Regions from separate parts of the Homo sapiens genome. Here all the other regions are linked to region 1. Evidence: chromatin loops called from intact Hi-C (ENCODE). Cell type or tissue: endothelial cell of umbilical vein. All regions are shown on one strand. Region 1 holds the start of LOC124902513 (a long non-coding RNA gene). Region 2 overlaps MCMBP (minichromosome maintenance complex binding protein). Region 3 overlaps LINC02930 (long intergenic non-protein coding RNA 2930). Region 4 overlaps SEC23IP (SEC23 interacting protein).

Region 1 (8,000 bases):
CAGCTTTCCAACTTGTCTGTCCCCACAATCATGTGAGCCAAATCCTTAAAAAAAAAAAAAATACACACATGGCTGGGTGCGGTGGCTCATGCCTGTAATCCCAGCACTTTGGGAGACTGGGGAGGGTGGATTGCTTGAGCCCAGGAGTTCAAGACAAGCTTGGGAAACATGGCAAAACCCCATCTCTATTTATAATAAAAATTAAACCCACACACACATACACATCCCCACCACACAAGCGCTGTATATGTGTATTTTGTTTCTCTGGCGAACCCTGACTGATGCATACTGTTCACACTCACCGGTTCTCCAGCTTCCTCCTCCCAGACCCCAGTCATCTCTGGGTCTGTTTCTGATACCCTCTTTTTTTCTTTCTTCTTTTTTTTTTTTTTAAAAAAGAGTAGAATTCATATTTTGTTGTCATCCAGATGGCAGTTGGGTTTATAGTCTCCATACTTTATACTTTATGTAAATAAAAATAATTACAAGTTTTAAATAGCCAATGGCTGGTTATGTTTTCAGAAACCATGATTAGACTAATTCATTAATGGTGGCTTCAAGCTTTTCCTTATTAGCTCCAGAAAATTCACCCACTTTTGTCCCTTCTTAAAGAACTGGAAAGGGCCAGGCACGGTGGCTCACACCTGTAATCCCAGCACTTTGGGAGGCTGAGGCGGGTGGATCACCTGAGGTCAGGAGTTCGACACCAGCCTGACCAACATGGAGAAACCCCGTCTCTACTAAAAATACAAAAATTAGCCAGGCCTGGTGGCGCATGCCTATAACCCCAGCTACTCGGGAGGCTGAGGCAGGAGAATCACTTGAACCTGCGAGATGGCGGTTGCTGTGAGCTGAGATTTTGCCATTGCACTCCAGCCTGGGGGACAAGAGGAAAAATCCATCTCAAAAACAAACAAACAAACAAACAACAAAAAAAAACTGGAAGGTTGGCATGCATTTGACTTCACATTCTGAAGCAACATCCTGACAGTCAGCCACATGTACTTCAAAGAATACCATGTTGGAATACTTTTCAGAGAGGGAATGAAAGAAAAGCTTGATCTTTTTGCAAGGCCCATACCACGTGGCTGAGAAGTCAACCATGACAAATTTATCACCTGCAGCCTCCAAGCCTTCCTGAAAAGCAACCTTGCTCTCAATTTGCTTCACCATCTTGGCTGCTAGGGTCTGAGGAGCAGCTGTAAGAACCGATGGAAACGGATCCAAAAGTGCCGGATCGAGCTTGGAGCTCTGGTACCCTCTTTCTCCTGAATGCCAAACTTATCTATGCCTACAGGGCACACAGAAAGGTGAGCATTCAGCTGATATCCTCTAGGAACCTGGAATTCAAATCCTGGGGTCCCCTCAGGGATCCCCCAGCACTGAGTCAGCTCTATCCCAGCACAAGCCTTCCACAAGGTGCGATCCCACAGTTCACAGAGGCCAGCCAGGTGGAGGATTGACAGAGCCAAGCTGTCACAAGTTGGATGTAGTCTGGGGGCAGAGCCAGGGACTGATGCTTGGCCCCACGCAGCAATTGTCATGTGGGGCATTGGTCCAGCGTTACAAGAGATTTCCAATTTTCCAGAAAGACCAGAAATTTGTTCCTGTGAAATCTCTCAATTTTTAATTTTTTTTTTTAAGATGGAATTTCACTCTTATTGCCCAGGTTGGAGTGCAGTGGCGCAATCTCTGCTCACAGCAACCTCCACCTCCCTGGTTCAAGTGATTCTCCCATCTTAACCTCCCAAGTAGCTGGGATTACAGGCACCCGACACCATGCCCGGCTAATGTTTGTAATTTTAGTAGAGACCAGGTTTCACCACGTTGCCCAGGCTGGTGTCGAACTCCTGACCTCAGATGATCTGCCTGCCTTGGCCTCCCAATGTGCCGGGATTGCAGGTGTGAGCCCCAGCCTGACAATGAAATTTTCCCATCAAGAGGTATTAAGGGAGGGACAGGCTTCATGAACCCTTTAAAAAAATGTTTATGTCACTTTTCACTCAGGGCAATGAGTGCTTACTTGCCCTACATTTTCATAACCAAAAGAGTACACACAAGACTCTTGTCTAAATGTGACTGTTCTCAGCCAACTCTGTCCACCCTCTGACACTGAAGTAGCTGACATAATTTAAAAATGTCTCCCAAAAGGTGCCCAGTTTCATTAACATTTTTTGGAGATAATTTTGACTAATTATTGGGTCACAAATTTCCTTCAGACAAAAAAAGACAAAAAGGCCCATTATCCCAAATATATACCTTTCAAACCCTTAGGATTTAAAAATACTAAAAACATGGTAACTTCTCCATGTTTGTTTTTTGTTCCTTATATTTCACTCTAACGATCAAGATACAAGAAAATACATAGAGGCGATCGATAGCTACCCTGATTTGATCCTATGCATTTATACATGTATCAAAATATCTTCAGGATAAGAACAACTATAATATATCAATAGAAATTTAAAAATTAAAGAAATTAACAAAAGAGTCTGTGCATGGTGGCTCACGCCGGTAATCTCAGCACTTTGGGAGGCCAAGGCAGGTGGATCACTTGAGGCCAGGAGTTTGAGACCAACCTGGACAACATGGCGAAACCCCGTCTCTACCAAAAATACAAAAAAAATTAGCCGGGCGTCATGGCGCATGCCTGTAATCCCGGCTACTTGGGGGGCTGAGGCTGGAGAATAGCTTGAACCCAGGAAGCAGAGGTTGCAGTGAGCCGAGATCACGCCACTGCACTGCAGCCTGGGCAACATAGACTCTGTCTAAAAAAAAAAAAAAGTAAGAAATTAACAAACAAAAGAAAATATATTGTTTAAAAATAAAATTACATTTCATAATTATTGCACGAACAGATTTAAGGATAAAGTTTCCAGTTAGAATGAAAGAGAGAAGGCATGTGTTTACAAACAAGCACGAGGCCCAAGAATAACTTACTGATTAGTATAAAATGTAAATGGTTGATTTTGCACAAATGCGATTTTTCTTTCTTTCTTTTTTATTTTTTTGTGGTCCACTGGAATGAGAAACTCAAAATCTTTCTTTAGAGCTAAGGCTTTTTTCTTCAATCGACTTCCTCAGGTTGAAAGGAGTTAAGGCTTTACCAAAGCAATTTGAAGGTTTGAAATCTCCAGGGAGATTGATTTATGAGTACAGTACACGTTAAGGCTACCTCTGACCTTGGCAGATTGTGGCTGTTAAATTAGGCCCTGGAGTCCTGAGACAGGGGCTCTTCATCTTAGCCTCCTAGCCTCCTTAGTATCTCACTGTGTGTCAGCAATTCCATGAATCCCATTGGATTCATGAAATTTCATTCATGGAATTGGATTCCTACTCATGGAATTTAATGTAATTCCATTGGATTCATGGAATTCCACTTCAGTTCTGTGATTCTCAGTAATATTTCTTTCTTTTTTTTTTTTTTTTTTTTTTTTGAGACAAGGTTCCTCTCTGTCACCCAGTCTGGAGTGCAGTGGCACGACTTAAGCTCACTGCAACCTCCGTTGGCCTCCCTGGCTCAAGCAATTCTCTTGCCTCAGCTTCCCCAGTAGTTGGGCACCACCATGCCCGGCTACTTTTCGCATTTTTCGGTAGAGAGGGGGGTTTCGCCATTTTGGCCAGGCCGGCCTCGAACTCCTGACCTCAGGTGATCCTCCCACCTCGGCCTCCCAAAGTGCTGGGATTACAGGCGTGAGCCACCGTGCCTGGCCAGTTCTGTGATTCTTTGGAGTGCCATGGCGCCATCTCGGCTCACTGCACCTCCGCCTCCCGGGTTCAAGCGATTCTCCTGCCTCAGCCTCCTGAGTAGCTGGTATACAGGTGTGTGCCACGACGTCAAGCTGATTTTTGTTATTTTACCTGAGACGGGGTTTCACCATATTGGCCAGGCTGGTCTCAAACTCCTGGCCTCAAGTGATCCACCTGCCTCGGCCTCCCAAAGTGCTGGGGCTACAGGTGTGAGCCACCACACCAGGCCTCAGGTCTGAGGTTCCTAATTCAGGACTCACCCGCACTAATTGAAACCTGAGGTGAGGGATTTCTCCTCGCTGACCAGTAGGGGGCGCGTCGTGACTGCGCCTTCTGCTTTCACTCCCCGCGCAGGGAAATCCTGTCCTGCTCTCTCAGGGAGCAGTTCCTGACGGTGGGCTCCATTTTATAATAGAATGACTCACCTGAAGAATCACTTCTTTCATTATTTCGTATTCCTCACAATACCAGTGACACACAAAGGCTTTATTTGAAAAACCAAGTAAAGGAAACGAGCACAGGATGTCTGTGCTGGTCTGGTCGGCGTTTATCTCAGCTGGTGAGAACGCAGCCACGCCTCTGTTCACACTGTCATTCCTCCAATAAATAAGATATCCCTGTTTTCTAAAGTCAGGGAGATTTATGAGTCAGAAGTAATCGGATCCACAATCTGATTAGAATTCTATCCTCATAACGGGAGCTGACCGCATCCGCATCCATTTGTGGTCCGGCCCAGTCACCACTTGGTTGGTGTTCTAGCACTATAAGCCAGACTGTGGGGTGGGGGAAGGTGAGTGCTCCCCGCACTTTAATGCCGGGCTTATTTTTCCCTAAGGACCAGGATCGAAATAATGTTAACAGGAAAAACATGCTTCCTCGTATGAGACTGCAGTATTTCACCTTGTATGAGAAAGGAAAAATGAAGGGTGAGACCTGCTTGTTTCTTACATAACTAGGGAGAAATCCATCCCCCCTCTCACCCCGTAGCTCTTCCTGGTGGCAGTAATGATCAGAACCGGGAGTACCCAACTTCTTTCATGCTTGGGGGACTAGAGCTGCCCCCTCCATGCAGAATGGGCAAAGTAAGGGCAGAGGAGATCCATTAGCATCACAATAGGCCTAAAGCCTGCATTTGAAAGCTTCAAGAAAAGACTGAGAGGCAATCTCTTGCTGTTTCCCCTAAAGGCAGATTGGCAGATCAGTCCTCCTATCCGGAGCAGCTAGAAAAGCTGGCAAAACAAACAAGACCTATCTGAAGGTGAGCCGCCAAGGGGGTGAGGATTTGAGGGTCAAGGTCCTGGAGAGAAGGGTTAGCAGAGCTTTGAATTTTGAGGCATTTGCCTATTTCATGAGGCAGAGAAGCTCCCAGCAGTCTCATGCTAAGGAAGGAAGAGCTCAAGTAGTCGCCGCCAGCTTTCAACTTCCAAAGGGCCTCACCCTTTGGAAGGAACAGGAATGAAAATAGAGAAACTCTCACAAAGACTGAAACCCAGCTTCCCATTGGCTTACCGTTTGACTGTGTTACAGGAAAGGGGTCTTGATCCAGACCACAAGAGAAGGTTCTTGGATCTGGAGCAAGAAGGAATTCAGGGTGAGTCCATAGAGTAAAGTGAAAGCAAGTTTATCAGGAAAGTAAAGGAATAAAAGAATGGCTACCCCATAGGCACAGCAGCCCCGAGGGCTGCCGGTTGCCCATTTTTATGGTTATCTCTTGATGATATGCTAAACAAAGGGTGGATTATTCATGCCTCCCCTTTTGAGACCATATAGGGTAACTTCCTGATGTTGTTATGGCATTTGTAAACTGTCATGGTGCAAGTGGAGTGTGGCAGTGATGACAACCAGAGGTCACTGTTGTCACTATCTTGGCTTTGGTGGGTTTTAGCCGGCTTCTTTACTGCAACCTGGTTTATTAGCAAGGTCTTTATGACCTGTATCTTCTGCTGACCTCCTATCTCATCCCATGACTTAGATTGCCTAACCTTCTAGGAATGCAGCCCAGCAGGTCTCAGCCTTATTTTACGCAGCCCCTACTCAAGATGGAGTTACTTTGGTTCAAACGCCTCTGATAATTGGATTAGGGCAAGCTTTCGCAACCTCAGTGCTATTGACACTGATAAATTGACATTATCAGTGGACCATCCTATGCAATGTTTAGTATTCCTGGCTTTTAACCACTGGATGCCAGTAGCACCTCTCCTTCCCCAAATTCTGACAACCAAACTTTCTCCAGACATTGCCAAATGTCCCCTGGTGGGGAAAATCACCTGTGGTTGAAAACCACTGGATTAAGGGTGCCTGCCCAGACCCCAACTGCCTTCCAGAAGCAAAAATAAATCTTACTATCATCTAGGGCCTCAAATTATATCTGTAATTTTTCATACATGATATGCAGCACTTAATAAAGAACAAAGCTTTAAAATACATAACAAAGTTGACAGAACTAAAAAGAGAAATAGACAAATCCACAATCATAGTGGGAGATGTTAAGACACATTTCTGAGAAAATGATGGACTAAGCAGAAAAAAAAAATCAACAAGGTTAGGGTAACAGGGTAAACTACGGAGAGAAGTATCTGGAGGAAAAGAGAAAGGTATCAGGTCTGGGTGCGTGAAAGAGGGGTTGGCAGGAAGGGGGGTATTGAGCGCAGATGGAGAAATGGAGAGAAAAGGAGGGTCTTTGTGGGCCCCCTCTTTCTGGAGGCTTAATTCTATAAGACCTTTTCCGCATGAACGGTACAAGGGAACTGTGTCGTTTCCTTTGTTCCTTCATCCAGACTATACTGGCTGCTCTGTGAAATCTATCTGTACCTCCAGTCTGCCGGAGGCATGTGAACCAGAGCAACTTCACCTTGAATAGGAGCTGGGTAAAATGAGACTGAAACCTACTGCACTGCATTCCCAGAAGGTTAGGCATTCTAAGTCACACGATGAGATAGGAGGTCAGCACAAGATACAGGTCACAAAGACCTTGCTAATAAAACAGCCTGCAGTAAAGAAGCTGGCCAAAACCCACCAAAACCAAGATGGCAATGAGAGTGACCTCACTGCTACACTCCCGCCAGCACCATGACAGTTTACCAATGCCATGGCAACATCAGAAAGTTACCCTATTTGGTCTCAAAAGGGGAGGCATGAAGAATCCACCCCTTGTTTAGCATATAATCAAGAAATAACCATAAAAATGAGCAACCAGCAGCCCTTGGGGCTGCTCTGTCTTTGCAGTAGCTATTTTTTTTTTTTTTTTTTTTGAGATGGAGTCTTGCTCTGTCACCCAGGCTATAGTGTAGTGGCATGATCTTGGCTCACTGCAACCTCCGCCCCCCTGGGGTTCAGGCAATTCTCCTGTTTCAGCCTTCTGAGTAGCTGGGTCTACAGGCGCGCGCCACCACGCCCTGCTAATTTTTGTACTTTTAGTAGAGACAGGGTTTCACCATACTGGTCAGGCTGGTCTCGAACTCCTGATCTCAGGTGATCTGCCCATCTCAGCTTCCCAGAGTGCTGGGATTACAGACGTGAGCCACCATGCCCGGCCTTTGTTTTCTTTTCTTTTCTTTCTTTTTTTTTTTTTTTTTGAGACAGAGTCTCACTCTGTCACACAGGCTGGAGTGCAGTAGCGCGATCTCAGTTCACTGCAACCTCTGCCTCCTGGGTTCAAGCGATTCTCCTGCCTCAGCCTCCTGAGTAGCTGGGATTACAGGCGTGCGCCACCACACATGGTTAATTTTTGTATTTTTAGTAGAGATGGGGTTTCACCATGTTGGTCAGGCTGGTCTCGAACTCCTGACCTCATGATTCTCCCGCCTTGGCCTCCCAAAGTGCTGGGATTACAGGCGCCTGGCCACAGTAGCCATTCTTATATTCTTTACTGTCTTAATATACTTGCTTTCACTTTACTCTGCAGACTCACCCTGAATTATTTCTTGCGTGAGATCCAAGAATACTCTCTTGGGGACCCCTTTCATTGTGGACTCCGTAGCAGCCAGTGGGGTTTGGGTTGGCAAAGACTAGTGAGGCGGCCAAAAGGGTGGTAAGCACATTCTGATCAACTGGGAGAGTGTCTCCAGCAGAGCTGCAGCCCTCCACCCCTGCCATGGAGGTGCTACCAGGTGTCACTAAACTTAGAGAGTCCTATGGTCTGAGGCAGTTTCAAAATTGAGAGACAGTAAGACTGAATATTTAATTCCTGTCTCATCTCTCCTCACTGTATTTTAGCAAGAAGTACTCCAGGATACAGAAGAGGAGCCTGT
Region 2 (8,000 bases), 150 kb after region 1:
AAAGTTACTAAACAACCTACCAACAGTAACAAACAGCAACAACAATAAACCCTAGGGAGGTTTAATTTCCAGAGTAACTTCCAAAGCAGAGTTGCCATATTATATAATTTAAAATGTCTGGTTGTGGCTAGATGTGGTGGCTTACACCTGTAATCCCAACACATTGGGAGGCCAAGGTGGGAGGACTACTTGAAGCCAGGAGTTGACCAGCCTAGGCAATAAAGCAAGACCTCATCACTACAAAAAAAAAAAGAAAGAAAAAAAAAGAAAAGAAAAAACAAAAAAACAAAACTTTAGTTGGGCATGGTGGTGCACACCTATGGTCCCAGCTACTGAGGCAAGAGGATCACTTGAGCCCAGCAGTTTAAGGCTGCAGTGAGCTGTGGCTGTGCTACTTACTATTCCAGCCTGGGTGATACAGTGAGACCCCACTGACCAAATAAAATGTCTGGTTTTCAACAAAAAAGTACAAAGAAACCAGAAGGTATGGCTCACACTTTGGGGATAAGGGAGTCAGTAGAAAACTGTCCCAGAGGAAACTCAAACATTAGACAAAAAGACTCTAAATTGGCTATTTTAAACATTCAAAGAAATAAAGGAAACCACATAAAAAGAACTTCAGGAAAATATGAGAATCACCAAATAGAGAGTATCAATAAAAAGAGAGAAATAATTTTTTAGAAGAAGGAAATAAAAATTCTGGAGTTGAAAAATATAGTAAAAATTCTCTAGAGGTGCTCAGATTTGATCAGGCAGAAGAAAATCACTAAATTTGAAGATAAGTTCACTGAGATTAGTCTAAGAAACAGAACAAAAAAAGAAGAATGAGGGAAAATGAACAGAGCCTTGAAGACCTGTGGGATACCATTAAATGCAACATCAGATACACAGTGGTAGTGTCAGAAGGAGAGCAGAGAGAAATGAGGCAGAAAGAAACATGGCCAAAACCTTCCCAAACTTGTTGAAAACTTCCCCAAAATATGAATTATTCTGCACCTCCAAGAAGCTCAACAAACTCCATGTAGGATAAACTCAGAGATCCACACATAGACACATCATAATCGAAACTGTCAAAAGCCACAAAATCTTGAAAGCAGTGACAGAAAAATGACTCAGTGTGTACAAAGGATCCTTATCAGAAACTAGTTGGCTTCTCAGTAGAAACCAGAGGCCAGAAAGTGGTGGGAGGACATATTCGAAATGATGAGACAAAGACTATAAACCAAGAATTCTACATCCAGCAAAACTAGCCTTAAGGAGAAATTAAGACATTCCCAGATAAACAAAAACTTAAAAGAGGGCTGGGCGAGGTAGCTCACACCTCTAATTCCAGAATTTCGGGAGGCTAAGGAGAGAGGATCACTTGAACCCAGGAGTTCGAGACTAGCCTGGGCAACATAAAGAGATCCCCTATCTGCACACACACAAACACACACACACACCCAAACAAAACAAAAAAACCCAAAAAACAAAGAATTAGCTGGGCACAGTGGCACATGCCTGTGGTCCCAACTACTCAGGAGGCTGAAGTGGGAGGATCGCTTGAACCTGGGGGGGTTGAGGCTGCAGTGAGCCATGATCACAACACTGCACTCTAGCCTGGATGACACAGCGAGACCCTGTCTCAAAAAAAAAAAAAAAAAAAAAAAAGAATTTGCACAAGTAGACCTGCCATGCAAGAAACACTAAAGACAGTTCTTCAGGCTGAAATGAAAAGATACTAGACAGTAACATGAACCCACATGAGGAAATAAAGGGTGCTGGTAAAAGTGATTGCATAGGCAAATAGAAAAAATAGTACAGAAGTCTTTTCCATTTCTAACTTTTTTCTCTAAAAGACAACTGCAAAAGCAGTAATTCTAAATGTGTTGATGGACATACAATGTACTGAGAGGTAATTGTATGACAGGAGCACAAGGGAGAGGAGAAGGAACGGAATTATAAAGGGGCAAAGTCTTTGTATAATATAATTAAAATGGCATTAGCCACACAAATTTTTTTTAAATTAAAAATAACTAAACAAACTGGCATTAATCCCTAATAGATGATTATACTAACATGTTAAGTTTATCCCCCAAAGACAACTACTAAGAAAATAACTTTAAGAAACTTCAAGGGATTAAAATGGGACACTGGAAAATACCTATTTCAAACAAAAAGACAATAATGGAGTAACAGAGGAATAAAAAAAGACATGACAGAAAACAAATAACAAAATTACCTTATCAGTAATTATGGTAAATGTAAATTGGTTGCATACTGCAATTCAACACAGGGAAATCCTTTATTTTAACCTAGACATACCTTGGTTATTTCATCAGATATGCTATATTCCAAGAATCTCAAAAGAGTTAGATAAATGCGGAATTTGTTCAGCACGGAAGGCAGCACCGCTGAGAGAAGGCTGTTCATGTACTCCTCCATGTTTGGTGGAATTAGCTGGGGCTGTAAGTGAATCTGGCAGTCTGCCTGAAAAGAGAAGGAGTACACTGTATTTTCTGAGTTCCTAAATTAATCTACATTTTTAAAGAAAGATGCATCATCTCTGTCAGCCCCTATGGGAATTAGAAAATACCACTTATTATTTAGGGGGAGGGAATAATGTTTTTTTTTCTGTGTGTGAGACAGGGTTTTGTCCTGTCACCCAGGCTGGAGTGCAGTGGTGTGATTGCAGCTCACTGCAACCTGCTTCCCAGGCTCAAGTGATCCTCCCACCTCAGCCTCCTCAGTAGTGGGACCACAGGTGCACGCCACCATGCCTGACTAATTTTGGATTTTTTGTAGAGACAAGTTTCGTCATGTTGTCCAGGCTGGCCTCAAAGTTCTGGGCTCACGCAATCCACCTGCCTTGGCCTCCCAAAGTGCTAGGATTACAGGCGTGAGCCACCGCAGCCAGTGAGCATCTATTTTTAATATTAATTTACATGCTTTATAACTACCTCAGAAATAATTATGAAAGCTTTTTCTTGGTTACTTATGTTTCCTCAATGGTATCAGTAAGCACACAAAAATGTAGCCAACCTCTAAAAAGCAGCTAATTAAAAAGGTCTATCAATACTTGCACACAGAAAACATATCCTTGAGCCATTTCATTCTTAGTCAAAGGCGGTTTCTCATCAATCGCAGGTGAATACTATTATTCAGAGACTACACACCATTTGACAACTGGGAGCATTTCCCATCATCCACAGAATTAAAAGCTCTCTTTACCAGCCACTCTGAAGACATACCAGAGCATTTCACCACAAAGCATGAAAATAACTACCAAGTGACCAAGGACATTTTAAAAGAACTCTGAAATATTTTTCACATAAGATTAGCAGAAAACAATGGGTCAAAGGTAGCAAGAACAGAAGTCTGGATGTTAAAATCAGGCAATCTCGCTATGCTCAGATGTGGGTGTTTCTGCTGCCAACAGCCTTGCTGGTCTCATGACTTGCTGATACCTGAGCTTGGTAGATGTAAGGTTTTCATCCATGGCAGTGCAAAATACTCAATTCCCTTAATGATCAGCAGTCACAGTTTTTTTTTTTTTTTTTTTTTTTTTTTTTTTTTTTTTACAACAAATGTAACTTATTAATAAGCGGTACCAAGAAACAGCAAAAATGTAGGTATTTTTCCAATGTCAACCTCCCTCCATTTAAAAATGACTCATCATACCGGGAGGAGTGACCTCCCCTCCGAAGTAATGAAAACGTTAATATTGCAGGGGAATTCCATCTGATGGTAGCTGAAGTCATAATCCACCTTCTGCCACGTTATGAGGTTGCTCAGGGCTGTCACATTATGAACACCTACAAAGGCAGGAAAACACTTTCAGTCATTTGACTTTAATCATCTAAACACATCAGTTTTGCTGACACCGATGATGAGCCATGAAGTTTCTACCACTTTTAATAAAGGGTATGAGGCGCTGTCCAGTTTACTAAGCTAAACGTCACTAAGTGTGTAGGCTTACAACAGTCTTGGTCAAGGTAGAACTTTCTGGGGGCAGGCGATACCCCCGCAAATCTAATACCTAGCATCTGGTATGCACCTAGACATAAAATAGTTCCCAAGTATGATTATTTCTAAGTGGTGTATTTACAGGGCTAAACCAAGGAAACACTAAAACTACCGTCATACATAGATCAGCCTAGTGAATTTTACAGATTTTATATTCCCCTTTGCCTTAAACATGCCCAGTCTACCTCATTTTTTCTTCTACCTTTACCTCTTGAGCTGATCGCCAGCAGTGTATTCTTAATTGTCTTCATTTGAGCACTGGTAAACAATCTGCTTTCTTGTGATTTTATAATATATTCCGCAACTGAGGTTAGTGCAAACCATTTGATCTATTATTTCTCAGACATTCTCTGAAAACCATTTACAAACTTTACAACGGGAGGTTAAAACATAATTAGCCAGGCGTGATGGCGGGTGCCTGTAGTCCCAGCTACTCGGGAGGCTGAGGCAGGAGAATGGTGTGAACCCGGGAGTTGGAGGTTGCAGTGAGCCAAGATTGGCCACTGCACTCCAGCCTGGGCGACAGAGCAAGACTCCGTCTCAAAACAAAAAAAAAATTATATTAGATCTTTTCTACACTTCCCTTTTGAGGTATTAGATGACTAAAGGCAAAGCTTCCTCCCATTTCAGCTTTTTAAAAAGCTATTTGGGGCAGGTGCAGTGGCTCACACCTGTAATCCCAGCACTGTGGGAGGCCAAGGCAGGAGGATCACTTGAGCCCAGGAATTCAAGATCAGCTGGGCAACATAGCGAGACCCTGTCTCTACCATTCCTTACACTCACTGAAAAAAAAATTTTAGGTTATATACAACTACGCAAAAGAACCCAACACTGTAGGCCCATAAAGACTGCTCCAACCATTCGCTGACACAATAAAACTTTTCACCAAAGAACCCTTACGACCCTCAACATCTAATACTACCCTTTATATTACTGCTCCATTATACTAATACTACCCTTTATATTATTGCTCCATTATATAATATATAAAATATATAATATATGATATATATTAAATGAGACATTATATATTATATATGATATATATTATATAAGATATATTATATAAGATATATATCTGTTCCATTGTACTACTTTCAGAATACTATGGCAAAACATAGTTGGTGTATATAATTAGTTTATAACATATGCTTTAATCAAATTCATATGCCAAGCCTTTATCTTACGTTGTTAAATGTGAATTTGTCCATAGATACTCTTCTAAAAGTTATTCCTAGATCTGGCTTTAGTGCGAAGGAAGTCAGAAATGGAAGAGAAACATCTATGTACGTACCTGGGGTATCCAGCTGCCCCTGTTCCAGGAGAGTCTCATCGATTACAAGGGAAGTATTGCTGGGCAGCTGGAGGAGCCCACTGACCAAGCGATTGGCTGTGTAGTCTTTGTGGGGAATGAATTTCAAATGGTTCATGTTCTCTATAGTCATCTGCAGACGAAAAGACTGCAAAGAGAAATTTTTTAGTGAACAAGAATTTAAGTTTCCCTGTTTTAAGAAAATATGTACTTGGAATTAAACATTGTGTTTCATATGGAAAAAGTGATCTTATAAATTTCTAAGGGAGTAGTGATATGGTTTCTTGAACTCCAGAAGCAAAAATAGTATCTAGATCTTACATTTGAATTTCATCCATTTTATGAGCTACTTTATTCTCAAATGTCTTGTTCAATATTCTTGAAAATCAATTTTAATTTAACCAATGAAACAAATGGTAGATAACTGACATATAAATATTAAATACCCCAAAACCTAACCTCTTTCACCTAACACAAGCTAGCTAGCAAAAAGAAAATGTTAATTTTACTCTTCAAGACAGGGAGAGAAAAGCTTAATTTTCCTCTATATTCTTTGAGTTAAAATTGTATTCATTTATCATAGACATTTTTGAACAAACTTTTCAGAGAAAAATCAAGGAGCAGAGCACACTGAGCTGTGGATGGACCTGCAGCTCTCAGGAGGTGCCTCCAGGACGCGAGCACCTTCTCACTCAGTGTTTAACGAGTAAGCGAACCATCTATGCTCCTCCTCCAGCTCTTGAGCCACCATTCCCAACACCCTCTGTGCTCTGCCTTATACACCAATCCATTCTTCCATCCCTCCAGCCTCAAACAATGTGGCAGGGATGGAGAAGAGGGTATGGTGGGGGAAGGCTGTCAAGGAAGAGGTAAGATATATTGCGAAAATTTAGAGGAGTTTTGTGTATTACCTCAGTGATTCTAAGAAAACGGGGAGCTTAGGGGTGCTTAAATGACCTACCATGTATTAATTTATTTGTTGGTCTTCTACCTAAACTCTGTGAGGGCAAAGGATCTGTTTCAATAATTCTCAAAATGTGGTCCCGAGAACCCCCAGGGAATTGCTTAAACCCTTTTACAGGGTCAATCAGGTCAAAATCATGCATGGATAAAAGATCCTTTCAATGTGCGAGACTAATGAATTTTACCATAGCAGACTATGGAAAGTTTACGAATAGGATTTCAGATTCCACACTTAACTATCTTTAAGAAAATCTCATGTGGACAGTTTTGGTCTAGTATCAAAGACCACCACCCAGTTATCTGCAAAGGCTATCGAAACCATCCTTCCTTTACCATCTACTTTTCCATCTGTGTGAGGCCAGCTTTCCTTCATATACTTCAACCAAAACCTGAGACTACAATAGACTGAAGGCAGAAGCAGATACAAGCATCCATTGTCTCCTATTAATCCAGACATTGAAGAGATTTGCAAGAATGTAAAACAATGTCACCTTTATCACTAATCATTTTTGGCTTGGGAAAAGTTGTTTTTATAAAAATATTTATATGTAATTTTTTATTTTTAATAGGTGTATTTACTTTATCTTCTAGTTTGGTAAATTAATGATAAATATAATCATAACGTGAAAAACAGCTCTTTGAGTATGAACACATTTTTCAGAGTGTAAAGTGAGTCTAAGGAGACTGAGAACTGCTGGTATATTCCAGTCCACTTCTGCTTCTTGAGGGCCTGGACGAGTGTTAGCACTGAGACACTGAATACATTCGGTTCAATAAAGATCTAGTGCACCCTCTTCAATTTCCAAAGAAGTGATCAGTATTTTCAGTCACACAACTAATCAGAAGCAATTCCCCTGTTCCCAAGATCCTACCACCACGCAAATACTGCATTCCAGATACCCTGGCAAATAAAGTGAGCTCAACTTTCCAAACAGGAATTAAAATTGAGGCAATGGAGATAAAGAACTTTATTACCTCAACTAAAAGAATTATGCTCCTACAATTTAGAGTTTATTTAGATTTAAGACTTTAGTGTACAAAAAGGATACCAAATTGGACAAATTGGTATCAAGAGAGTGTAATTTTAAGGGAGTTACTACAATTGTTTTGTTAGACTTACAGAAATTTGTGCTTAGGCAAAAAGACAAAAAAAAGTGAAATGTTTAGGGGAACGTACATTTTAAATTATGTAATTTGGCAGGCTTTGTTTCCCCTTAAATAAGATCTATTAAAATCTCTAAGTTAAATATTTGAAGTGAATGAAAGACAGTTAGATGGATTTTTTAAGTGTGCTTAGGTTTATAATACATATTTATATTCATCTTACTGCTGGAACAAGATGTTGAATAATTCGATACAAGTGTTCTGTGAAGGTACTATTCCGTGGGCAACCACTCAAGTTAACTGTAAATTTTCCTAGTGGAAGGACATCTCTTCTTGTATATCTAGAAAAGAAAGAAATCAATCAATAAGATGCTGAAGTGACTTCCTGATTTCTATCAAATAGCGAAGAATAGAAAAATTAGCTTAATATTGTCATTAAAAATAAACCAGAATATTCTGACCAGTTATTTTATCAGAATAACAGCAATAAAAGTAATAGCCAATATTTGTACGTAAGTGCTGCTGGTCACGTGCCAAAGACCGTTCTGAGTATGTAAATGCTTCCTCATTTAACCCCTAACCATTCAGCGGTAGGTGCTGTTGTCTTTGCTTCACA
Region 3 (8,000 bases), 1.0 Mb after region 1:
TCTATGACTAACACGTTAATTGATTAAATCATCCAATCCACTGGCCAAACTAGTCAAACAGCCAGCAGGTTTATGATATAGAGGTGAGGGGAATGAGCTTGATGGTGTTATAGGATGGACAGTGGCTTTGGAATCAGAAAATCTTGTCCTGAATCAGCCTTCACTAACTCAAGTCAGTTGACTTCTCCAAGTTTCTATTATTTCATCTATAAAATGATTCCCAATCTAACCCATTCAAGATGGGTGTTCAGAGAAGCAAAGAAATATCATATTTGAGAGAATTTTGTAAATCAAACTGCCATAAATTGTGCCATTTATTAATGTTTGATATTTTACAAAATGATTTTTACTTGTTTTACACAGTTGTTAATTAAAATGACCAAATCACTTGGTTATTGCTTGTAATATATGTGGAATCCAACAGTTTTTTTAACCTACAAGTACATGAATCAGCCTTGAAAACAAGCACGATGATTAATATTGAGTGTCAACTTGATTGGATTGAAGGATGCAAAGTATTTGTTCCTGGGTGTGTCTGTGAGGGTGCTGACAAAGGAGATTAACATTTGAGTCAGTGGACTGGGAGAGGCAGACCCACCCCCAAGCTGAGTGGGCACCATCTAATCAGCTGCCAGCGTGGCTAAAATAAAGTAGGCAGAAGAAAGTGGAAGGAGAGAGATTTGCCGTGTCTTCTGCCCTTCATCTTTCCTCCATGTTGGATACTCTTAAGTTCTTCAGCTTTTGGATTCTTGGACTTACACCAGTGATTTGCTAGGGGCTCTCGGGCTTTCAGCCAGACTGAAGGCTGCACCATCAGCTTCCCTATGTTAGAGGTTTTGAGACTCAGTCTGGATTCCTTGCTCCTCAGCTTGCAGATGCCCTATTGTGGGATCTCACCTTGTGATCATGTGAGTCAACTCTCCTAATAAACTACCCTTTATATATATATGTGTGTGTGTGTGTGTGTGTATGTGTGTATATATATATATATATATTCTATTACTTCCCTTCATATATATAAATATATATAAAAATATATATAAATATATATAAATATGTATAAATATATATAAATATATATAAATATATATAAATATATATAAATATATATAAGTATATATAAATATATATATAAATATATATAAATATATATAAATATATAAATATATATAAATATATAAATATATAAATATATATAAATATATATACCAATATATAAATATATAAATATATATAAATATATATAAATATATAAATATATAAAAATATATATAAATTATACATATATAAATATAAAAATATATAAATATATATATAAATATATATAAATATATATAAATATATAAATATATATATAAATATATATAAATATATAAAAATATATAAATATATATAAATATATATAAATATATATAAATATATATAAATATATAAATATATATAAATATATATAAATATATAAATATATATAAATATATATAAATATATAAATATATATAAATATATATAAATATATAAATATATATAAATATATATAAATATATAAATATATATAAATATAAATATATAAATATATATATAAATATATATAAATATATAAATATATATATAAATATATATAAATATATAAATATATATATAAATATATATAAATATATAAATATATATATAAATATATATAAATATATAAATATATATATAAATATATATAAATATATAAATATATATATAAATATATAAATATATATATAAATATATATAAATATATAAATATATATAAAAATATATATAAATATATAAATATGTATATAAATATATATAAATATATATATATATAATATACTACTACTCTCCTTCAGATAGATAGATAAATAGATAGATAGATAGATATCCTATTAGTTCTGTTCTGTCCCCTTAGAGAACCCTGACCAATACAACGTTGGGAAATGTCCTAACTCATAAAAATGGAGACCCTTTCTCTCTTTCTCCCAGGAAATGTACAGTTTACATTCATGCTTTGATTCATACTTTGATTGATTCATTCATCCATTCATTCATTCATTCACTTTTCTTTTTTCTATGTGCCAGGCATTATGATGGGTAATAGAATGAATAACGTACAATCCTTGCCCTTAGTAGGTTAAGCAGCCTCATAAACACATCATTATAATCCATTGCGTTAAACGTAGTGCTAGGTAATTGATCTGGGAAGGAAATTCATAGAAGACTTCCCGGAAGAAGTGACATCTAAATTGAGTCTTGAAGAAAAAAAATAAGTTATTAGCAGCTAAATACATGGATCTCCTTTGTGACCCTCCAAGGGCAGATGGCAAGACTTGGTGGTGATGGATGGACTTCACTGTGAATTTCAGGTCTGAAATGACTGAAGAAACTTGATGACTTGGCTGAGAATGTCCTTCAATAATCTGCTATATGCATAGGGCTTCTCTATTGGGTGTCTTTGGGCAGATGTTTGCAAACCTGGCTTATTTAATGTATGAAGTTTCTACAATGGACCGTGTTTGCCTTAAAAAAGGAAATGATTCTTTACTCTTCTCAAATGGTCATAAAGAAGCAACTCATGTTTATGTAATGCAGCTCAGTGCTGAGGCTGAAGATAAGAGTGAATTTCGATGGAGCTCTTCCAAGCACTAAAACAAAATGAAGGAAATAAGATACGATTAGACCAGAATTCATGGAAGTGAGTCAAATATACATCTCCACCTACAAAGAAATAGTCTCATTATCGCTTTAAAAGATTTTTATGTGGGAACATCATGTGCGTATTGTTTCATAATTACTCTTTAACATGCAGTAAAAATAATTTTGCATGCACCAGTTTGAGTGTTTATTGGCTTCCCTAAAAGCAAAGGCCTTGAGGTACTAATTGGGACAGAGGCGGGAGGAGAACAGGGTCAGAGAAGAGACCCAAGGAATGTCAAAATCAGTCATTTGCTCCTAAGTGGTAGGAAACAGAGACATTTTTGGTTCCAAGTTGCTTGTTTGGGCCTAGTTAGAAAAGTTGGTTAAACTCTGGGCATTTGCAGGTTGAGAGCTATTTGTTTATGTGAACTAGAAAAAAGTATCTTTCAGGACCAAAGGTATTGGGATGGGTTCAGTGGAGAGGGTGGATGTACTTTGGGCTCAGAGCTTAATATTGATCCTATAGATCAGGGGTCCCCAACACCAGGCCAAGGACCCATACCAGTCCGTGGCCTGCTAGGGACCTGGCCACACAGCAGAAGGTCAGCAGTAGGCCAGTGAGCATTACTGCCTGAGCTCTGCCTCCTGTCAATCAGCAGCAGCATTAGATTCTCCTAAGAGCGGGAACCCTATTGTGAACTGCACATGCTAGGGATCTAAGTTGCACGCTTCTTATGATAATCTAATGCCTGATGATCGGAGGTGGAACAGTTTCATCCCAAAAGCATTCCCCGTCATCCATGGAAAAATTATCTTCCATGAAACTGATCCCAAAGCGTTTTGGGACCACTGCAGATGCCTGGGGATACCTGACATCCGATTGCATAACAAACTTCATCCTCTGAATATTCATAACCATGAGTAGTGTTTGCATTATAGTAAGTGGTGTGTGGACAAATACTACAACCATTATAAATAAACTGTGGTAGTAATTGTAGTAATAATACCTGCTTTGAATTAAGGAGGTGTGCCATTTGCCTGGTATTTTAGATGTGCCATCTAGTGGTCAGAAGGAGCATTTTCAGATTATTAAAGTCGCTCTAGTACTCAGAGACACTTGCAATATTCTGAGTACTGATTATTTCACGGTAAGTATCCACTATGTTTCTTCCTCCAGGGAAATAATTCATCATTTTTGGTAATGTAAGTCTGAAGCTTTTTTGAAATCCTTTCGTCTGTGTAAAGCTAGTTTCCATCTCATCCTCTTCTATAAAATAAGATACTCTCTATTTGCTAAAGACAATTTAAACTGGGTCTCAGGGGAGGAGCCAGAACATACCAACAGGTGTGGGCAAAAGGACAGGTGTGGGCAAAGGGACAGAAAAGGTGGCTTGGCCAGATTGTGACACTTGTCGTTGTCACAGCTAAAATGTTTGAGGTTTGGCATTTAGGGGACACTGGAATGTCAGCAGTAAAGTGATGGGTCAGGGCTGAGATGCAAAAAGGTAGCTTGGTGTCGAGCAATGTGAGGCCAGAGGCAGGACACCTGGATGATGGGTGTGACGGTGGCCCAGCCAAGACACAGACATGGCCTGAATCAGACACAGAGTTGGTGATGGGGAGGGCTGGGGGATGCAGCAACATGACCCGTGGGAAGTGGGACATGGCTACAGGCAGTCTGCAGGCCAGTCTGGCACCACTGCATCCTGACACCCGGCACATGGCAGGTGTGGAGCAGCCAGGAGGGAGAGCCCCTGAGCCCCTGCCTGATCAGCTCCTCCCTCCCTCCTTTCCTCCCTACCTCCCTCCCTTCCTTCCTCCCTCCCTTCCTTTCTTCCTCCCTTCCTTCCTTCCTTTCTTTCTTTCATTCCTTCCTTCTTTCTTTCTTTTTTTTTTGGAGTCTCACCCTGTTGCCCAGGCTGGAGTGCAGTGGTGCAATCTCAGCTCACTGCAACCTCTACCTCCCAGGTCGTGATTCTCCTGTCTCAGCCTCCCGAGAAGCTGGGAGTACAGGTGCCCACCACCATGCCCAGATAATTTTTTTTGTATTTTTAGTAGAGACAGGGTTTCACCATGTTGGCCATACTGGTCTCGAACTCCTGACCTCAAATGATCCACCAGCCTCAGCCTCCCAAAGTGCTGGGATTACAGGTGTGAGCCACCATGCCTGGCTAGCTCTGTTTTCTTAATGAGAAAAGGATCTGCCCAGGAGGAGTGGAGTGGCACACCGTCAGGGGCTTGGAGACAGAAAGGAAGGGAATAAGAAGAAAATCAAAAGTATCTCAAATTGTACTGAAGCACTGCTTGGGCTAAAAACCACCAGCGATGTGGGCATCTATTCAGCAAGGTTGTGCCATTCTCCCTGTGCCAGAGCAGAGGGACAGGATAAAGTTTGTGCAAGGCCAGAGAGGGAGAAGACAATACTGTCATGTCCATCAGCCCTGTCCTTGGATCATCAACTGTTAACTGCAGTCTAGCTCCGTGAGGCTTGGTAGCTTTGTGGTTAAGACCCATCCCACCTCTGCTGCCCGTGGGGCCATCCTTAACCTCTCTCAGCCTCAGTTTCCTCACCTGAGAAGCAGGGATCAGAACATAACCTATCCCCCATGCAATGTAGTTGCAATTCGGTGGGGTAGTTCATACAAAGTGCCTGGCCACGAGCCTAGCGCATTGCTGGTGCTAAGTTGATGGTAGCTATTACTTTCTGCAGAAATGAGTATTTCTGTGCACACTTCATATATGGCCTACAAAGAACTCACTGCATCATTCCAGAATTTAGCTGTTGCCCTGCCACTTGAATCTTTGAGACTAAGAACTAATGGATGATGGTTCTAGTTCTGCCACTTCTCCCACCTTTTTTGGGTTTTTGACTCACACACACACACAATGAGAAGGAGAACTCTCCCACTCTGAATATTTAGGCATGCCACATTTCGTTTTATTTATTCACTATTCTCGGTAGCCGGATATTTTTGCACTGAGGCCATCTATAAAATCAAAAAAATGAAATCCAATCTTGGCTAACTTTGTAGTTAATTAACACATTTCTTTAGGCTCTTTATGAAGGAAAAAAGAAACAAATAACTTTTCACTTCTTTCTGCATGTGCCTGTATGGATGAGTAGAAGGAATTACTGTAATTAATGCTGGATTTTAAAATACCAGTATGGGGAGATAGCTAGCATCTTCCAAATAAGGAGATGAGTCAGAGCCTCAGAGATGCTATGGTGTTTAGATAAATGTGAGTTATTAGGTAACCAGGAAAAATACATTACAGAAGGCAACACATAGGGCAATGAAGCTGCAAGCCAGCACGTAAATTGCGAGCCACAGTCCTGAGTGCTCTGGTGGATAGCAGGTTTGTAACTCTATACAAAACCTATGTTTTCCTACCTAAGAAAGGGCAGAGGGTTTTGTCCAGTAAGATCTCTACCCTTCAGGACTTCCAGGTACTGTTTGATTTCCATTTTTCTGACTCAAGGTGGTCTTCCCGGGGGCCATGCTTTGGGAAAAGCTTGTATCTCTAAATTCACTTGATCTCCTCTTGCTGATTCCTGTAGCATCCTGGAGAAGTAAGAGTTGAAGAACTTCCTAGACTTCACAGAGCTCTGGTCTGGGGGCCTCTCTCCATTTGTTTTGTTGTTAAGGCCAATTTTAAGAACAATCAAACAGAAGGTTCTGGAGAGGGGAAAAAACAAATTGAAAAGGTACAAGCTAAAGAACTTAATACAAGAGAAAGTGAAGGATGTGGGGGAAGGACTAGAAATAAATCCTAGGAAAGCTACAATTCATCAGGTTTGAAGTAAGTGCATTTTCTAGTGGCTCATGGATCACTGGCTCATGAAAGAAGAAACAAAGAGAGATGTAAAACCTGGAGACTGACCCAGCAAACTCATTAGCCATCAAGCTGCCTATAGCCTTGCCTGCAGGAGGAATGGGAGCAGGACGAGGGCTCTGAGTCAGACAGGGAATGAAGCTACACCTTAGTCGGGAGGCTCCGATCCAGTGATGACCAACCCTTATTCCATTATCACCTCCCTATGGAGTCTCTTAAGACATTGTTTATCTAACCACCCCTCCTTGTGATACCACAGATACACCATAGAGCTCTCTATGTGCTGTGGCCTTTTAGAGGGCCACAAACTATTGTAATCTCTAAGATTTTCACCCCCAAGAAACAATTTTTATCCCCTGGGGGAGTGATGTTGCCCCTAGGTACTTACTGTATGCCTGGCCCTGGTGTGTATTATTTCATGTAATCCACTATTCCCATTTGACATATAAAACTTAGAAGGGTTGAATAACTTGTTCTAGGACAAAGAGGATTTCAACCCAGGGAGTCAATGTCAGCTCTGCCCTCTTAACAACTATGCTTCTGTTCAAGATCACAACCCGCCCTGCTCGTAACCACCATACTGTCCTGCTCCTTATTTGGAGAGGTTGGACAGTCTCAACTGGGATGCAGAAATAACATCCCTGTAGGCAGGACTCATGGGATCATGACAGGTGCCAAAGGGGTCCCCTCATATAAGCACCTTCCACTGAGGTAAAAGCAATGAGTGTGAAAACAGATTTAAAATCTAGTGCCTTGTTAAAAAGTCCTGTTTTAGACCATTACAAGACAGAAATCTCTGACTCCATTTTCCTCTCTCTAGAGTTCTGTATTACAAACTGCCCAGCATGGAAGCACATTTCTAATCTAAATGATCTCTACAGATTTTACCAAGGTGAGGAGCCCAATGTGGATCCTTTCATCCTAATGCAGTCTTCTGTGAACCATTCCTGATAGTTACCCATACTCTGCCTGAACATTTTCCATGTCATTCCGTCTTTCCTCATGGAAAGACACCTCCCTTCACCTCTTTTTATTTTAATCAGGCAGGGTATAACCTACATGAAGTAAGTTATACCATTCTTTTTGTTTGTTTTGTTTGTTTGTTTGTTTGTTTGTTTTGAGACAGAGTCTCGCTCTGTAGCCCAGGCTGGAGTGCAGTGGTGCAATCTTGGCTCACTGCAACCTCTGCCTGCTGGGTTCAAGCAATTCTCCTGCCTTAGCCTCCCAAGTAGCTGGGATTACAGGCACCTCCCACCATGCCTGGCTAACTTTTTGTATTTTTCGTAGAGACAGGGTTTGTTGGCCAGGCTGGTTTCAAATTCCTGACCTCAAGTGATCCGCCCGCCTCAGCCTCCCAAAGTGCTAGGATTACAGATGTGAGCCATCGTGCTTTCTTAAGTGTACAACTCAATGACTTTTAGCATGTGCATGATTCCGTGAACTGATGTTTGTCATCATATACATTCACTTCTCGTAGGCCTATACTTAGGAATGGGATAGCTGAGTAATAAGTAATGTTTAGC
Region 4 (8,000 bases), 230 kb after region 1:
TGGTTTTGAACTCCTGACATCAAGTGATCCACGTGCCTCGGCCTCCTAAAGTTCTGGAATTACAGGCGTGAGCCACCACACCCGGCCCACAAAACTTTATGTTATTTTTATGTTTTTCCTTGAATGGTTTCCCCTTCGTCAAAAACTTTATTTATAAAAGCAGGTGGCTGGGCCTGGTGGCTCACGCCTGTAATCCCAGCATTTTGGGAGGCCGAGGCAAGTGGATCACCTGAGGTCAGGAGTTCGAGACCAGCCTGGCCAACTTGGTGAAACCCTGTCTCTACTAAAAAAATACATATATAAAAATTAACTGGGCGTGGTGGTGGGTGCCTGTAATCCCAGCTACTCAGGAAGCTGAAGCAAGAGAATTGCTTGAACCCGGGAGGCGGAGGTTGCAGTGAGCCGAGATGGCGCCATTGCACTCTATCCCGGGCGACAAGAGTGAAACTCCATCTCCAAAACAAAACAAAACAAAACAACAGGTAGGATGTGGGTAGGATTTGGCCTGTGGGCCATTGTTTGCCATTGCCTGCTTTGGTGTATGTGCTTTGGTTTCTTCTGTACTATTACTTAAGAATGGATTTTATTTTTACAATTACATACACTTCATGTTTATTGAAGTGTATGTAAAATGTTTCAATAAAATGTATGTTTCTTGTAAAATAAATACTCACACGATGAAATCTGAGTAATCTCCACTGGGGCTTAGTGTCCTGGGGAGTTCTGAAGCATCACAAGGTTGTGGAGCCTCCATAGATACAAACCTGCTGCTCATCATGTGCTATTAGCTTCCAGGAACAGAGAGAGCCTGCTGCCTCCACCTCTTGTTCTAGTTCGCTTTTATATGCCAAGAGGGACAAATTGTTCCTCTAATTTGATAGGGGTAATGAGGCTTATTCTCTTTGAAGGGTCATGAATTTCTTTGGCAAGTTTGTGATGACGAAAGGGATATCTAGAATATTGCCATTAGGAAAATCCAAACAAATTCCCATCTTTTATGTAGGTTTAAAAATTTTTTTTGATAGGGGAGATGCCTCAAGTTGACCATTTGGTGTTTGTGGTGCATGGCATTGGACCTGTGTGTGACTTACGCTTTAGGAGCATTATTGAGTGTGGTAAGTGTTGGGTATATTGTATTTCATGGGATGATCTGAGAACTAATAGAAGAGCTTTGGAGTATTCATTTTTAGGATAGTTCCCAGCTGTGTACTACTTGCTGAGGAGTCTGTAAGAGGAAATTTAAATGGTCAGTGGGAAATACTAAGTTGTACTTGATTTGCTCTTGTGACATATGTGACGCATACAATCCCAGACTGTGAGGAATTAGAAGGGATCTTGGAAGTAGTTTAGCCTTGTTGACAGCCTTTGCCTGAGCACCTGCAGCAGCTAGGAGCACCTCTGCATTGAATGGATTTATAGTCAGTGAGTTGGGAGAAGTTGTTTAATGGAAACATGAATCTGCCTGGTTGACTTAAATTTTTGAAGTTTTATTTTTATGTCCATGTAATAATAGTTCGTATTTATTGAATATTTGGTATATGCCAAGTATCTTAGATGCCTTGTCATTTGACCCTCACAAATAAACCTTTGGGGTATAGGCGCTGTCACTGTTATCGCCACTACTGTGACTAATGAGGAACTGAGGCCTGGGATAGTGGGGGTTGGGGGTGAAGAGGTAAGGTAGGGGTTGGGGGTAAGTGAAACTCTCCCTTATCACAGTCAGTAGGGCCTGGAGCCTGGAGCCGGCAGTGTGATTCCAGAGCCTTTCCCCAAGGTGCCACGCTACCTCCCAGCAGTGGTGGTTAAACTGATATATCCCAAGCATCTATTCCTTTGCAATAATGGAAAGTTTAAAAGAGGTTCCCAAAAGTTACTTATTCCTTTCTTTTTAAAAAATTTTACTAATTCTCTTATCCTCATTTTTTTCTTTAAAAAATGTATCTTTATGTTATTAAAAATACTGGCATATTTGAGGTAACTGCTGACTAGCTATCAAGCTAGGAGAATTTAATTTATTTTCTCTTTTTTTTTTTTCTTTTGAAGTGGATGATTTTAGGGTGGTTTCTCTCAAATTGCTGCGGACACATTTCAAGAAATCTTTAGATGACGGGAAAGTAAGCAGAGTGGAGTTCCTTCCAGTTCATTGGCATAGTTCTTTGGGTGGGGACGCCACAGGTGTGGACAGGTTTGTGGATTTTGATAACTTGTTTTTCAGATTAGTCATATTTAAATTTAAGATTTAAACCGTAATATGAAATAGTTTATTGTAGCTTCAATCAATATGTTTTTAAAAATTGTATACTTCTGACATATAATTAAATATTGGCTGTAAAGTTTACACACTACTTTTCTCTCTGTGTGTGTGCATTCCTTTTGTAAATATTTAAGAGAATCTTAAGAAATTTTAGCTGGTTTTAAAATACAATTTTAATCTGTAGCAGTTTAGACAGGGGGCTGTCCTTTATGTAGTAGGATGCCTAATGGGCTTTCCACCCCAACAAAAATGTCTCCAGAAATTGCCAGATGTCCCCTGGAGGGTAAAAATCACCCCTGGCTGAGAACCACAGATTCAGAATATTGTTTCTCAGTGGAGATGCTCTTGTCAGGACAATTCTTTGCTGTCGCAGTGCAGACCACTTAACTTCCTTAGTGTAAAGGCCACTCAGTACTAGCAGTGCTCACCAGGCACTGTGACAATTAAAAATACTCTGCTCAATTTTGAATGCTCCCAATTGAGAATCATAAATACAGGTAATAGTTATGCTGGCACATGTCTAGATTTTAGTGAACACCGTAATGTTTCAGGGTACATAGTTTAATAAAACTATTTCTACAAACAGCGTTTTGTCTATGTTAGGCCCTATTGTAAGGGTGTTTTCTTTCTCTGTGTGTATTCCTAAACTTCATTTTGGTCATTCTCAAATTAGGGAAGATTTTTCATTCCATGTAGCCCTGTTTTTTCTGTTTGATATTCTCTTTAGTCCTTTTGACCCACAAGTTTTGTCAGGTGTCCAGATTTGCAGTTAACTGGAAGAAAAATGGAAGAGTAATCTTCCCTCTTTAAAAATAAAATAGAAATCTTTGCATATGACTTATATAGCAACTAACTCTTCAGAGAATCCCAAAATTCATAGTATAGTTATAGGCACAAATAACTTTAAAAAAAAAACTGAATTGTTTTTGAGACAGCATCTCACTGTCACCCAGGCTCTGGAGTGCGCTGGCATGATCATGGCTCACTGTAGACTTGGCCTCCTGGGCTCAAGTGATCCTCCCACCTCAGTCTCCCAAGTAGCTGGGACTATAGGTGCAAGCCGCCATGCCTGGCTAATTTTTAAATTTTCTGTAGAGATGGGGTCTCACTGTGTTGCTCAAGCTGGTCTTGATCTCCCGGGCTCAAGCGGTCCTCCTGCCCTAGCCTCTCAAAGTGCTAGGATCACAGGCATGAGCCACCACATGTGGCAGCACAAATTTTTTTGGTTTACCTTTATTTATACTTTTAATTTTTTTTTTGATGTGGAGTCTCGCTCTGTCACCCAGGCTGGAGTGTGGTGGCACAATCTCGGCTCACTGCAACCTCCACCTCCTGGGTTCAAGCGATTCTCATGCCTCAACCTCCCAAATAGCTGGGTGTACAGGTGTGTGCCATGACTTGTGGCTAACTTTTGATTTAAATTTTTTTTTTTTTTTTTGAGGTGGAATCTTGCTCTGTCGCCCAGACTGGAATGCAGTGGTGCAGTCTCAGCTCACTGCAACCTCTGCCTTTCAGGTTCAAGCAGTTCTCCTGCCTCACCCTCCTGAGTAGCTGGGATTACAGGTGTACACCACCACACTCGGCTAATTTGTGTATTTTTAGTAAAGACGGGGTTTCGCCATGTTGGCCTGGTTGGTCTTGAACTCCTGACCTCAAGTGATCCACCCACTTCAGCCTCCCAAAGTGCTGGGATTACAGGTGTGAGCCACCGCATCTGGCCTATCTTGATTTATTTATAATGACTATCTACAGAAACAACTCATAGTCTGTGGGGTTTTCTTAGTGTATTTTCAGGAGTCAAAAATCTAAACTTTAAAAAAATCTGTAAATTTAAGGTAGATGCTGACTGAATGTGCTGTATTTTTCTTTTTAAACAGGAATATTAAGAAAATCACTTTGCCAAGTATTGGTCGATTTCGTCACTTTACCAATGAAACTTTGCTAGATATTTTATTTTATAACAGCCCCACCTACTGTCAGACAATTGTGGAAAAAGTAGGAATGGAGATAAACCATCTGCATGCACTCTTTATGAGTCGGAACCCAGACTTCAAAGGAGGTGTCTCTGTTGCTGGTCACAGTTTAGGTAAAACTGTCAAATATTCACATTTTAAATACAATTTTTGTTGAGTCATAACTGCTTTCAGTGTAGGTGATATTGTTAGTGCAAAATTAAGAATTACAGATTTTAAGTTTCAGAAAAGGTAGAAATGAATGCTCTGAGTTTAGATTCTGCCTTTTCTATATTCACCTCTAGTATTACCTAGGGAATGCTATGTATTTTACTTTATTCTGCTGTTTGATAAAATAATTAATTATCAGGTCTTGAATAACATGTAACTTCTGTATGACTTTTGACTATAGACAGTGAAAAAAGAATTAGTGTTATAAAAGTACCTACTACATTATAAGGCAAAATGTTTCTTTTTCATAGGTTCTTTAATATTGTTTGACATCCTGTCTAATCAAAAAGATTTGAATTTATCAAAGTGCCCTGGACCTCTTGCTGTTGCTAATGGAGTTGTGAAGCAGCTACATTTTCAGGAAAAGCAGGTACGTCTGTACGTGGCCAATTAACATTTCGATTTAGAGTCTATGGAGCTGAACAATTTTCAAAAGTCTGAACTGTTTCTTGAAACTTTTGTTTGTTTGTTTGTTTGTTTGTTTGTTTTAACTGAGCCTCATTGGTTGCTTGGGCTAGTCTTGAGTTCCCTCCTGGCCTCAAGCGATCCTCCTGCCTTGGCTTCCCAAAGTGCTGGCATCAATAACTCTTCAGAGAATCCCCAAATTCAGAGTACAGTTATAGGCCCAAATATAATAGCTTCCGTGTCCAGCCCTGAAACTGGTTTTACATATTAAAGTACACCGAGGTTTAGAAATGGAATGGAATCATATAGCTCATTATTTGAGTTTCTCACTCTTCTTCTTTATGGGTTATAAATTTAAATGTGAAAGTTTGTGATTTTTAAAAATGTAAATTATAGGAAATGGAGACTTGAGTGATTTATTAAATTTATATACTTTTCAGAATATTCAATTTTTTTTTTTTTTTGAGGCGGAGTTTCACTTTTGTCACCCAGGTTAGAGTGCAATGGTGTGATCTCGGCTCACTGCAACCTCCGCCTTTCGGTTTCAAGCGATTCTCCTGCCTCAGCCTCCCGAGTAGTTGGGATTACAGGCGCCTGCCACCAAGCTGAGCTAATTTTTGTGTTTTTAGTAGAGACAGGGTTTCATCATGTTGGCCAGGCTGGTCTTCAACTCCTGACCTCAGGTGATGCACCTGCCTCAGCCTCCCAAAGTGCTGGGATTACAGGCGTGAGCCACTGGGCCTGGCCAGAATATTCAAACTTTGAATGGCAAAGTACTGTGCCTAAAATTATGATTTCTGTGTAAAGCAAAATTGTTTGAGAGTTTTCGTAGATCAGCAGTCATTATATGGGAGTTTTTCTGAGCTTGTAATGTTTTTCATACTTTTTTTTTTAAAGATGCCTGAAGAGCCAAAGCTGACTTTGGATGAGTCGTATGACCTTGTTGTTGAAAATAAAGAAGTCCTAACTTTGCAAGAAACTCTGGAAGCACTTAGCCTCTCTGAATATTTTAGCACTTTTGAAAAGGAAAAGATTGATATGGAGTCCCTGGTACTGATCATAGTTTGCTTCATTTTGTTTGAAATTGTTTTTCTTGTGTAGATTGAAAATTAAGAATAAACATTTTCGTATCAAAATACACTCCAGAGTAGACAAAGACTGAAATGTTTTAAAAAATTGAAAAACACAGAAGAATATTTTTTTATAATCTGAAAGGCTTTTCTGAGTATGATGCAAAATCCAGAAGCCATCAAAGAAAAAAATTGTATAACAGTAGACACCATAAACAACATCTAAAGGCCAGTGATACATTTGCAACACACATTATAGACAGAGGGCTTACTTCATTGATTTTCAAAGCTTCTACAAATCAGTTACAGAAAGACCATCACATCAGTGTGATATGTAAATAGGCAAAGAATATAAACATGATTTACAGAAAAGGAAATAACAAATGGTGTCTTCGCATATGAAAACTCATAAGAGAAATGGAAATTGAAAGTACAATGGGATTTTTTTTAACTTACCAGTTTGAAAAAATAGGAAGTTTGAAAATATGCTATGTGGCCAGGGTGAAGGGAACTAGGCATTGTTATATATTGTTGGTCAGACTGTAAAATATTACAAACTCTTTGGAAGGCAGTTTGGCAATATCTTTAAGAATATAAAAATTACCCTTTGCTTCATCAGTTTCATTGCCAGGAATATTTCCTATAGAGAAATATTCAAACAAGAATTATCTACAAGGATACTCACAGCAGTGTTTGCAAGGTAACAAAACATTAGAGACACCATTGGTGTTGAGGAGTAGGGTGCTAGTGAAATCATTTATGGTGCATCCGCATAACGGAGTACCCTACAGCTGTTGAATGAATGATGCAGTGTCAGAGATACCCGTCTCTAAGGTACATTTACATGAAGAGAGCAGAGTTCATTACTGTGTGCATAGTAGAGCACACACACAGAGAAAAACATGTAAGTGCTATGCATACATAAGACATCGCTTCAAAGAGAGCAAGTTTCCACAGTTGCGCTGAGAGGAGAATTCTATGTTTGGGACAGCAGTGGGAGGAAGATATTTCATCGTATGCTTGACTATAGCTTTGGAATTTTGTATACCATATGTGTATTTTCTGTTAATTAATAGAATGATTTAGGTGTGGAAGCCTAAGATTTTATAGCCTAAACTGATGCATGATTTAAATACAAAATAACTAACTTGTAAAAAGTTGAGTGGCTCTTAGATTGCTTTAGATGATGTGGTTTCTTTATAATTTTCATATTCTCATTTCAGTTCTTCTATCACTAGATTGATTAATGTGCTTGTCTGTTTCCTTTTAAAGCTTATGTGTACAGTTGATGACCTGAAGGAAATGGGGATACCCCTTGGACCCAGAAAGAAGATAGCTAACTTTGTAGAACATAAAGCAGCCAAACTGGTAAAGTTCACCTCTGACTCAAGAAAAACTAAAACTCATGGTGTGACCAGCTCGTTTATATTATAGAAAATTTTAATACTACTATGGTTAGGTAAGCTAGTTTGCTCCCTACCTAGGGCACAGTAATGGAGCTGATGGAAACCCAGACTTAGGAGTCAGAGTTGGGCTTAAGTCCACATTAGGCTAAGTGACCATCCTGGTTTTCCTGGGACTAAGTTCCTAGGATGAAGGGCTTTCAGTTTTAAAATGGATATTTAAGGTTTTCCTGGTGCAAACAGTGGTTAAGTTCTGACAAATAAATTCTCAGCTCAACTGCTCATTAACTGCGTATTAATGAGCAATTTGTATTTGGTTTTATTCATTTGTTTATTTTGAGATGGGATCTTGCTGTGTTTCCCACTGCTGGTCTCAAACTCCTGGGCTCAAGCTATCCTCCCGCCTCAGCCTTCTGATCATGAGTGATTTTCTTAATTTTTCTGATCCTTTGTTTTCTTCATTTCTAAAATGGAATAATACCTTCCTTACAGGATTGGAGTAAGCATGAAATAATGCATGCAAAGCTTAGCACCAAGTAATAGCTCACTTTCTTCCCAGTCCTTACCATCTAAAGAGATGAGGAAAAACATACACACTGAAGTCTTAAACACTAAACAGCAAAAATTGTTAACAATACAAAACAAGGCAACAGCTAAAAAGCATTTAAAACTAGAACAACTGGAA

Evidence for each region. A loop is a pair of places that touch in the nucleus more often than their neighbours do. Peaks named below come from ENCODE experiments on the same cell type or tissue, not always from the same donor. Only the 100,000 strongest peaks of a DNase experiment are listed, where the experiment ranks them.
Region 2: a loop joins it to region 1, with 4 times the contacts of the local background. A loop is called at or near these places in 7 of 110 quality-filtered maps.
Region 3: a loop joins it to region 1, with 33 times the contacts of the local background. A loop is called at or near these places in 2 of 110 quality-filtered maps.
Region 4: it touches region 1 in a loop (7-fold over the local background); 7 of 110 quality-filtered maps call a loop at or near these places.

Annotation. Positions count from the first base shown.
Region 1 is chr10:119,682,596-119,690,595 of GRCh38, forward strand. It overlaps LOC124902513 (a long non-coding RNA gene), which reads right to left and starts at 76. Exons shown (of 2, transcript XR_007062312.1): 1 at 1-76. It also overlaps the pseudogene TXNP1. RefSeq lists a silencer at 1,112-1,291 and enhancers at 4,041-4,977, 4,978-5,914. In endothelial cell of umbilical vein, a CTCF peak has its summit at 4,055 (motif pointing right); DNase peaks (open chromatin) are centred at 4,276 and 4,956; H3K4me3 peaks cover 476 bases; H3K27ac peaks cover 2,203 bases.
Region 2 is chr10:119,833,236-119,841,235 of GRCh38, forward strand. It overlaps MCMBP (minichromosome maintenance complex binding protein), which reads right to left. Exons shown (of 16, transcript NM_001256378.2): 11 at 7,608-7,725; 12 at 5,300-5,465; 13 at 3,661-3,794; 14 at 2,305-2,469. Among named protein-coding and RNA genes, the nearest start is that of MCMBP, 36 kb to the right of the region's middle. In endothelial cell of umbilical vein, no CTCF peak of the experiment used is centred here; no DNase peak of the experiment used is centred here.
Region 3 is chr10:120,732,272-120,740,271 of GRCh38, forward strand. The region is part of intron 2 of LINC02930 (long intergenic non-protein coding RNA 2930); the gene reads left to right. Among named protein-coding and RNA genes, the nearest start is that of WDR11-DT, 110 kb to the right of the region's middle. In endothelial cell of umbilical vein, a CTCF peak has its summit at 3,714 (motif pointing left); DNase peaks (open chromatin) are centred at 840, 2,620 and 3,690; H3K27ac peaks cover 2,644 bases.
Region 4 is chr10:119,913,705-119,921,704 of GRCh38, forward strand. SEC23IP (SEC23 interacting protein) reads left to right here. Exons shown (of 19, transcript NM_007190.4): 7 at 1,026-1,115; 8 at 2,044-2,185; 9 at 4,132-4,340; 10 at 4,689-4,807; 11 at 5,740-5,892; 12 at 7,185-7,280. Among named protein-coding and RNA genes, the nearest start is that of SEC23IP, 25 kb to the left of the region's middle. In endothelial cell of umbilical vein, no CTCF peak of the experiment used is centred here; no DNase peak of the experiment used is centred here.